Linked DNA regions of Homo sapiens: region 1 is linked to region 2. A link is a contact called in ENCODE Hi-C or POLR2A ChIA-PET data. All regions are on one chromosome and are shown on one strand. The core of a region is the stretch at or near the end of the contact, and the rest is flanking DNA. Distances in the headings are between cores, read along the strand shown.

Region 1 (5,072 bases), core at 2,389-4,888, 330 kb before region 2:
GGTGGAGTGCCAATACAATGAAATCAACCACCATCTCCTTTTATTTTTATTTTTATTTATTTATTTTTTGAGATGGAGTCTCACTCTGTCGCCCAGGCTGGAGTGCAGTGGCGCCATCTCGGCTCACTGCAAGTTCCACCTCCCGGGTTCACACCATTCTCCTGCCTCAGCCTCCCAAGTAGCTGGGACTACAGGCACCCGCCACCACGCCCGGCTAATTTTTTTGTATTTTTAGTAGAGACGGGGTTTCACCCTGTTAGCCAGGATGGTCTCAATCTCCTGACCTCGTGATCTGCCTGCCTCAGCCTCCCTAAGCGCTGGGATTACAGGCCCGGCCCATCTCCTTTTTCTTCTACATACTCTCTACTCCTACCTCTGCCCTTAGTCAAAGGATAACTGAAACACAGCCCTTTTGAAAAAATGAGGTCCTGTTTTATCTTTTGGTTTAATCTTATTTGCCAGTCTCAAGTAAAAAAGAAACAAACGTGGAAACAGATGTGTTGAATACAGGTACATCTACTCTTAACATACCATTTCTGGAAAAATAAAAGACAGAATTGGGTAGTAATAAGGTCTGACTAAACTATAAGCTCCTTATCTACAGAAATATTATTAAAGGGGCATCAATGAAGCCACCAAGCAATGGCAATACTGACTCTGCCATTTACTTATTATGATTACTGCCCTATTCCTCTGAGAAATTCATTTCTACAGTTAAGATAGCTTAGGATCGGCCAGGTGTGGTGGCTCACACCTGTAATCCCGATACTTTGGGCGGCCCAGGTGGGTGGATCACGAGGTCAGGATCACGAGGTCAGGAGATCAAGACCATCCTGCCCAACATGGTGGAACGCCATCTCTACTAAAATACACACAAAAAAATTAGCCCGGCATGGTGGTGCACACCTGTAATCCCAGCTACTCAGAAGGCTGAGGCAGGGGAATCGCTGGAACCTGGGAGGTGAAGATTACAGTGAGCCGAGATCGTGCCACTGCACTCCAGCCTGGTGACAGAGAGAGACTCCGTCTCAAAAAAAAAAAAAAAAAAAAAAAAAAAGAAACTGCTATTATCATATTGTATGTTCAGCTATTTCTTTTGTGTATGTTTTGTGAAGTAGCCATTATCTACAATAAAGTATTTGCTACCTTCAGGGCTTGAAATTTGCATGAATCTTGATGAATTATTTTTACATCTCTTATATATTGTACTATTATATAAATATTCCCATTGTGCCTACTAATTACTTCATGTTTATTATATCCCCAGGCTTTTACATTTATTGTTTCAAATCCTCACAAAAACGCTGCAAGGCAGGAGGCTCAGAGAGGTTGAACAATCTGCCCACACTCACAGAGCTAGGAAGTGGCCACGGGGCCATTAGAACTCCAGAGGCCATGATTCCTCTCTAACCTCATGGCTGAACAGAGTCCTAAGAGGGCTCAGGCACCGGGGCCACACTCTGACTGCCAGATACAGCGTGGTGGCAAGCGTCAGCAGAAGGACAGTCTCTGATTCTCTGGCAGGGCATCCCAAGGTTGAACTTGGAAAATATTTTTTAGGAAGATTGTTAGGTTATGTGAATTATTAATATTTATAACTGCACATAATATCCAATTTCAGGTAGAAAAGGCTTTTCTTGACCTGACCCAGGAATAAATCACCTTACGGATTTTGAAATAAGGGTCAAAGTTCCAAACAGCAGACTTACAAACAAGTTTTTGGAACAAAAGTCAGTTGTAGGTTGGGCACTGGCTATTCTGAAGCAAAGTTTTTACACGAATCCTTTTACCTACTGACACTGAGCTACAGCTGCATTTCAGGATTAACTAATACCACTGCTTGTTTTCCCAGATTATATGTCATATCAACTTGCAGCTGCATTTATAAAACGGCCGTACAAAATCCAGAAAAACCTGTTTCTTCAGAGATATTTTAGGAAGAATGATCTGCAATGCAACTAGATGGATGGGGCCTTCCTCAACCATTAAATAACCTATCAGAACTATACTGGTAGGCCGAGAGCGGTGGCTCACGCCTGTAATCCCAGCACTTTGGGAGGCTGAGGCAGGTGGATCATTTGAGGTCAAGAGTTCGAGATCAGCTTGGCCAACATGGTGAAACCCCATCTCTACTAAAAACACAAAAATTAGCCGGGCATGGTGGCAGGTACCTGTAATCCCAGCTACTCGGGAGGCTGAGGCCACGAGAATCGCTTAAACCTGGGAGGCAGAGGTTGCAGTGAGCGAGATCACAACACTGCACTCCAGCATGGGCAAAAGAGCGAGAGTCAGTCTCAAAAAAAAAAAGAACTATATTGGTACAATCACAGTAACTTATTTCGATGCCTTTCTGCAGACAGGAAACTGGAAAAAATAATCATTTTCACTGTTAATTTATACAGCTGTAGCCATTAACATGTTTTTCCATCTATCAAAATAGCCCTGACCATCTTATAATAATTCTAAAATTAAAGGAGCTAGTCAATTGCAATATGAAATTTTAAAAGCTGGTCAGATTTGCCCTCTTTTCTCCTTCTAAATCAAGTTTTCAAACTAAAAGTTTCTATGTTGGATCAAGTACAGTTCTAAACGCTGTGTACCTATCTAGTACTGACTTTATGAAAGTAGCCCATCAACAGTCAACTGCGCACATGCACTGTGTACGTTCGTTGTATACGTGTGTTTGCATGTGTGTAGGGATGTATGTAGAGAATAAAGTAAAACAAGCTTCATGCCGCTCTATCCACATTTCTGCCCAGTATCTCTTGGGACCAAGAGTATCCATTTTCAAGACAGAAGGTCAGAAATTAATCCAGTTTTTTTGTTATTGTTTTACCTGAAATGGGGGGACAGGTGGGAGGACAAAAGAGAATAAAGCAGATTCCTGGGCATCTCCACACATGTAGATCAGATCCTCTGGGAGTGAGGCCCAGGATTCTGAATTTTCAGTTCCCAACGTGATTCTTTTGCACATTAAGGTACGAGATCAGCAAGCAAAGAGAAGACTTAGGGCTCTCGGGACCCGTGATTAAAGCCTTAGCGGTACTCAGGCTCAGGCTGATTTCTGACATAAGAGAAAGAAGAGATTATTGTCCTTATGCCCTTAGTGTGGACTCTGGACAGAGCAATGGACTAATGAGGGCGTTGGGATTCTAGTCCGTGCTCCGTCACGGGTGAGTCCATACTACAGGCAAATGTATCTCCCTGGGTCTCTCTGGTCTGCACACTGAAGGGGCTGCACTCTATAGCCCAAGCCTCCACGGCTCCAGACTCCTTGAACTGAGGCTGACCGAGGCGCATGCACGATCGAGGGGCTCGAGCACCAAGCGCGGCTGGCCCCCAGGATCGGGGTCTCGCGGCACAAAGGGCGACAGGGCAGCCAGGCCGCGCCCACGCCCCGTGCCCGCGCGCCGGGAACTCCTGCTGTCGGCACGCGCCCCTCCCGCCGCCCCTCGAGCGCGCCGATGCTGGGGATCCCCGGGGCGAGGTGGCCGCCATTACCCGAACGCGGCCGCGGGTCCGGCCCGTGGGACGTGGATCCCGGGCTTCAGCGCTGAGAGAAGCAGCCGCAGGCGCAACACGCCCCGGCCGCCCAGCACAGCCACCATGGTCACAGGTCGCGTAGCTGCCGGGAGTGCGCATGCGCTAAGACCAAGCGCGGTACCCGGCCCACTCTGCCCCGAAGCCACGCCCTCTGCTCCGCCCACCTCGCCTCTCCATCCTGCTCCGCCCTCTGCCCGCCCCGCCCCGAAGCCACGCCCTGCCGGGTGCTTTCCCATGGGCGACCGAAACTCGGCTCGTGGTTTCGCAGTCCTGGAACCGCCGGCACCCGCGTAGACCGTCCCCTCTCGGTGCTGGCTCTGGCTCCCGGGATGAGTGTCCCCGTCGGCGCTGCCCCGCCCTCGCTCGTCGCCTCAGCGACCATGGCCTTTCCAGGAGGCGAGGCCGCCAGCCATAGCGCCCTCGCTGCGTCGGCGTCCAGGCGGGACTCCGGAGTGGGCGGGGCTCCGGCTCTAGGCAGGCTGCTATGTTGGATCAAGTAAAGTTCTAAACGCTGTGCACCTATTTAGTACTGACTAGTACTAGGAAGTGTATTTGCTTTTCGGAGATGATGGGATCTAAATTTTGTTTATACCACTTCACGCCCATTAGGATGGCTACTAGCAAAACCCCCAGAAATTAGTGTTGGTGAAGATGTAGAGAAATTGAAGCCCTTGTATATTGCTGTTGGGAATGTAAAATGGTGCAGCCATGTGATGAACAATACTGCGGTTCCTCAACAAATCAGTTATATGATCCAGCATTTTCTTTTCTGGGTATATAACCCAAAAGAATTTAAAACAGGGTGTACAAGAAGAAATGTTTTTACACTCACGTTGACAGCGGCACTATTCACAATAGCCAAAAGGGTGGAGGCAATTTAAGTGTCCAAAAACAGATACATGGATAAGCAAAATGTTGTCTGTGCATGCAAGGGAACATTTTTTAGCCTGAACAAAGAACGAAATTCTGACACTTGCTACTACATGGATGAACCTGGAGGACACTATGCTGAGGGAGGTAAGCCAGTCAAAAAAAGACAAATACTGTGTGATTCCACTTATATAATAAGGTACCTAGAGGAGTCAAACTTATAGGGACAGAAAATAGAATGGGGGTTGTTGAGGGCTGGTGGAAGGGGGAATGGAAAGTTGGTGTTTCATGGGGACAGAGTTTCAGTTTGGAGAGATGAAAAAGTCCTGGGGATGGATTTTGGTGATGCCTGCATTACATTGTGAGTGTACTTACTGCCACTGAACTACACACCTAAAAGTGGTTTAAGTGGTAAGTTTTATGTATGTTTTACCACAATTAATTTTTTTTCTTTTGGCTGTATAATTGCAGCTTTATAAAGGTTATAGACATTATCTAATTGAAAGCTCAGTGGAGAAAAAAAACAACTATTGCTTTTTAAGTCAATCGTTCTGCCTTAATTGGAAATAACTGGCAGATTTGTGGCTACTGTTGTAGCCTTGGCTTGAATAATTGGAGACAACAGCTTCTTTGCATATTGCATTTCTTCTCCTCCAAGA
Region 2 (5,188 bases), core at 2,065-4,564:
ATAAACAATCATAAGGCAGAAGGGATGTGAATCCTGTTTTTAGTGCACTAGTAGGAAATTCATACCACATCCTAAGCTACTCCAGTCATTCCACTGTGCAAACCAGAGCATGAAAAATGATCTCGGCTCATGACTAATCCACTGCCCTGAGCCTGGGGACGTTCACACCTACACTATCTGTGACATGGAATTGTCTATTCTTGAAAAGCATCGTCTTCTGTAGCGGGGAAAGTCAGTTAAGCAATTACTTGCTGAAAAGCTACTAGGAGCCAAACATTGTGGAATGAACATGACTATGACTATGCTTGCCCTCAGAAGGCTTATAACCCACAGCCAAAAAGACAGAACCTATGCAGTGTGATGTGAGCAGAGGAAGGAGAGACTTAATGAAGTGGATGGTTAGGTGAAGACTTCACATTTTTTTTATAGATCATGGGGGCAGAATTTCAAAAAAATTAGAGAATGGAAGAAATATGGAATTCTAATTCAGATAGTTTCTGCTTCAAAGTTGGCTAGTCATACAGATGGCAGTTGAGTAACTTCATGCAGAGTAAAGAAATACCACACCCAGGACTTTGCAGGTTGCTCAAGCAGATGGCCACATGGACCCTGGCTTCCTCAGAGCCTACTGTGACTAGAGCACAACCAGTACAAGTGACAAGAGACCCGCCCCATGTGTGCACTTGCTACTCAAGCTTCTGACATTCACCATTCCCCACACTTGGGGAATCTCATACCAGAAAGTCTATTCTTGGCCCAACAGACTTTCTGTTCCACTGTACTTGTCTCAACTACCTGCAACAGTGAGGAGGCGATGAGACAGGTAGAGAATTTGCAGGCTACGGAGTGGAATTCGTATATTTTATTCCTCAGTAAGGAGCCAAATGAGTAAGAAGGCGTGTTTTCACCGGAAGCCACAAGCTAAAGCAAAATAGGCAAGAAGCATAAACGGACTTGCTCAAAAGCCTCTCTCTTTCCTCAGAGCCCAGCTAGCCCACGTGTGCCTTTGTGAGACAGAAAAAGACATCCTCTCCTCTGGATTTCTGCCTGCTCACTGTCGGCCCTCAGCCAGGCCCCCTGGGCCTTGCCCTGCCCACACAGCCACACAGCAGCCATGTTCCCCACCCATGCAGCAATTTCAAGTGTGGATGACAAACACCTGGAGAGAAGCAGCAGCTGGTGTCAGAAGGAATGACAGGGGAGGGGGACAAAGGAGGCAAGCCCAGGTGGCATGGAGACTCAGGACCTCCTTAAGGCCTCATAAGTCACTGAATGTGTTTAGAGCAAGGAAGAAAAGATAAATGACAGCTACAGGTAGAGAGGCAGGAGATGAGTCTGAAAAGAGCCTGTTTGCCACCAAAAACTTATTTCTAGGCTATTGATGGCAGGTCACATAGCACGGTGAAGTTGTTCTCAAAGTGTGGTCCGTGTGGACCAGCCCCGTTAGCACCACCTGAGAACTTATAGTTGGAAACACAAATTCTTAGGCCCCATTGAAGATGGACTGAATTAGAAATTCTGGGATTTTTAGCGAGTCCTCCAGGTGATTCTGATGCATGTAAGAACCTGGAGCCACTGGCAAGGTGGCCGGGCAGGGCCGGCTCTGGGGGTTTCCATCCTGCTGACTCTCAGGAAGTCACTTTGCCATCTTAAGTTGTGTGCGCCTTTTCTCCATGTAAAATAGACGTACTAACAGCACCGGCTTATATAGTCTTTTTGGAAATTGAGATCACATATGGAAAACATTTTGCATGGTGCCCAGCATATGGCAGGCAGGGAATACATGTTTGCAATTACTGCTGCCAGCCAAAATGAAGCAGCAAGTGTGCTTGGAAGACTGCAGGCCTCCGCAGTCCCCAAGTTCAGCCTGTCCCCTGAGCGAAGAAAATGAAAGAGATGCAGGCTGGCGTCCAGGGAGAGCCCAGAGGGAGAGAGCAGTGCCCGGTCCATAACCACCTAAGGCCCTGGAACACCACAATGGCTCAGAGCCCAGGTGAGCAATAGCACCTGGGGCTGCACAGCGCTGGGCTGGGAAGCTTAGCCTGAGGGCTCAGCGCAGGCTTTGAGAGGAAAGCGATGCTTGAACTGGGGTGGGGAGAATGAGTCATGGCAATACCCAGCATGTATGGACTGTGTGCCGGACATGACTTTGAGCAATGCCAGATTTGAATCATGTAATCTCCATTGTGATTAAGTAATATTTTGATACCCATTTTAAAGATGAGGGAAAAGAAAATAACCTTGACCAAGGTCACGGGGTGAGGTGGCTCAGATAGGATTTGAACCCGAGCAGACAGACTCCTGGACCCACGCACCTCACCAAGTGTGGTTGGCTAGCGAGCCGAAAGAACCCTGGAGGCAGGGTGCTGAAGGAGGGGAGAGTGGTGTGAGGCTCTCTGTTTCTCTTATTAAATCCAGTTCTAGGCCGGGCACGGTGGCTCATGCCTGTAATCCCAGCACTTTGGGAGGCTGAGGTGGGTGAATCACCTGAGGTCAGGAGTTCGAGACCAGCCTGACCAACATGGTGAAACCCTGTCTCTACTAAAAATACAAAAATGAGCTGGGCATGGTGGCAGGTGCCTGTAATTCCAGCTACTCGGGAGGCTGAGGCAGGAGAACTGCTTGAATCTGGGAGGCAGAGGTTGCAGTGAGCCGAGATTGCACCACTGCACTCTAGCCTGGGCGACAGAGTGAGACTCCATCTCAAAAATAAAATAAAATATAATAAATAAATCCAGCTACTAGGTGTCTGGTGTGTCCTACCCTCTGTGGATGGCACGGCTGGTGGGGTGCACCACCGGAAGGGTGCAGCTCCCTGGTGGTGGCTCCAACTCAACCATGAAAAGTCATACGCTAAGAGACTAATTCTGCATGTAAGAAATCATGTGAGGGGGTGAGAAACAGCAAGCTATAAACAGATGGTGTAGTCATACATACACACACACACACACACACACACACACACACTCATTGGAAAAAATTCCCAAAGGACATACACTAAAATGTTTACAGTGGTTATCACTGAGAAAAAATATTAAATGTTAAAGTTGATTTTTACTATCTTTTATCTGCTTTTTTTTTTTTTTGCATCTGCTCCTGTACCTATGTGCAATGATCATGTATTACTTTTGCAATCAGACAAATACATAAGCTCTACTTTAAAACTGTTTATTTATCTACCAGGTTAACGACAAATACTGAAACTCAGTCTTGGCCTGAACCTGGTGACCTGGAGCTGGTGGAAGGCCTGGTGAGAGACAGCTCAGACACTGGCTCACTCTTTCCTGGCTGAAGCCTGACTCCTGGTGGACAGAAACATCAGCGACAGACTTCTATTTTCAAACGTCTACATACACATCTTAGGGAAAGTTTATTTATCCCCTCATTTTGTCATTCAACAAATATGTACTGATCACATTCTACATGCCAAGCATGATGGGAATGTAAAAATAAATTTGAGATGACGTCTTTGAGGAAAACGGCTTCTCTCTACTTTCGTTCGCATTTTCTTGTGTTTCAATAGTAGGGTATAGTGTGGTAGTTTTCTTCATGTAAGTCCTACTCCTCAGTTACAATTCAGTTTCTTTCCAGGTTGCTACTGAGAATGGAATATTCTTCTTGGTGTCTTTTCTGATTACAGTAGTGGCCCGGAAGCTATGGATTTTCATGGGTTGTTTCCATGTGGCCACTTTACTGGACTGTTAGCTGTTCGGACTCTTCTTCTTGGCTCTCAAGGTATACAATCACACAGAAAGAATTTTGTTTCTCCTAAAATAGAGCAGTAGTAGTTCTCATTTCAGAGATCTGTGCACACTGGGTATTCTCCACCCTTCTCGCCTGGCTTTTTAACCAGGGAAACTTCTGGTTGGTCCTGCTAGTGGGAGGGACTGGCAGGAGATGAGGGCAAGAGAGAGAGGATTCAGACCATGCATTTCCTTCTCCTACCCCCAGGTTCCCTACTCAAGAGGTGCAGCAGCTGCTGAGTTCTTTGCCTCCACTCAGGGCCGCAGTTCCTGTCTGAAGGCTGCCGGCCACCTCCTGCTCTCCCAGGGCTCCCTGCCTGCTCCCACCCCTTGCCTCTCAGGCCTTGCCAGGGAATTGCTTCTCACCTTGTGTTGGTCCCCTGAACCTCCCCTATACCTCTCTAATACTTGTGATCCCTGATTAAAAGTTTCTCAGTGGCCTGAGGGGATCATCTGCATCCTCCCCGGAGCCTGACTGGCTTTAGAGCTTCAAAACATTTAGTTTTAAATGATTGGTTTTTATGAAGATTTGTTAACTCTATTAAAAATATTTACTTCTGTTTGGTTTCTGCTTAAGTTATAAATGCCTTTGTGGGCTCAAACTGCCTGGAACTGCATCTATGAATGTGTAGTAGTGCTTTCAAACTGTAGTCGCTACACAAAGGTTAATTCATCAAAAAGTAAGAGATCCATGGCATTTATATGAAAGTATAGGAAAATCATCCTTTCTAATATAACATCAGTATCAAAAGGCCGGTTCTCTCATTTGGAATTAATTGATAACATTGTCCAGGTTTGATGACTTGTATCTGGAAAAGATGAGTTAACATCCATTCTTGTTGTAACAATTGGAACAAATCTCTGCAAGTCACTATTCTTACTGTTCTTAAACTCAGGTTTGGCTGTTATGAGGGTGAACAAAACTACCAAATACACTTGGAACATAAGGAATAAATTGTGTTTGGTGGTTATGTTGCTTTTTCAGAATCAGTACATAACTTGTGATATTTATTTATTTACTTATTTATTATTATTTTTTAAGATGGAGTCTCACTCTGTCACCTAGCCTGGAGTGCAGTGGCGCGATCTCGGCTCACTGCAACCTCCACCTCCCAGGTTCAAGCGATTCTCCTGCCTCAGGCTCCTGAGTAGCTGAGATTACAGGTGTGCGCCACCACACCCAGCCAATTTTTATATACTTAATAGAAACGACGTTTCACCATGTTGCCCAGGCTGGTCTCAAACTCCTGATCTCAAGTGACCTGCCCGCCTCAGCCTCCCAAAGTGCTGGGATTACAGGTGTGTGCCACCGCACCTGGCCCATAACTTGTGGTATTTAAATGGCATCATATGGAAGGGCTGCCCCCAATTGTTGAATACTACTGTAAACAGGCAAGAGATGTGCCTCCCTCACCAGAAACTCTGACTCACTGCATTAGTTTTTC

Evidence for each region. Hi-C counts contacts between places; a loop is a spot of excess contacts on that map. ChIA-PET counts read pairs that join two places held with the same protein, here RNA polymerase II (POLR2A). Pooled maps may share reads with other maps.
Region 1: a loop to region 2 is called in a pooled map, with 5 times the contacts of the local background. The contact joins the promoter of BPHL here to the enhancer-like site in region 2. A Hi-C loop is called at or near these places in 6 of 50 pooled maps. POLR2A ChIA-PET finds 5 or more read pairs at or near these places in 2 of 52 experiments (CD8-positive, alpha-beta memory T cell and HEK293).

What each region holds. Positions count from the first base shown.
Region 1 is chr6:3,117,277-3,122,348 of GRCh38, reverse strand. It overlaps BPHL (biphenyl hydrolase like), which reads right to left and starts at 3,638. Exons shown (of 7, transcript NM_004332.4): 1 at 3,502-3,638. The coding sequence starts at 3,608. LOC107986556 (a long non-coding RNA gene) reads left to right here and starts at 3,702. Exons shown (of 4, transcript XR_001743928.3): 1 at 3,702-4,560. RefSeq lists a silencer at 3,341-3,730 and an enhancer at 3,769-4,404.
Region 2 is chr6:2,789,482-2,794,669 of GRCh38, reverse strand. LOC124901241 (a long non-coding RNA gene) reads left to right here. Exons shown (of 3, transcript XR_007059408.1): 3 at 3,184-3,479. Among named protein-coding and RNA genes, the nearest start is that of WRNIP1, 27 kb to the right of the region's middle. RefSeq lists a silencer at 3,141-3,435 and an enhancer at 3,141-3,435. Within about 2 kb of position 3,314, at least 19 of the 41 ENCODE cell types and tissues checked have a DNase peak (open chromatin) inside an H3K27ac peak, as active enhancers do.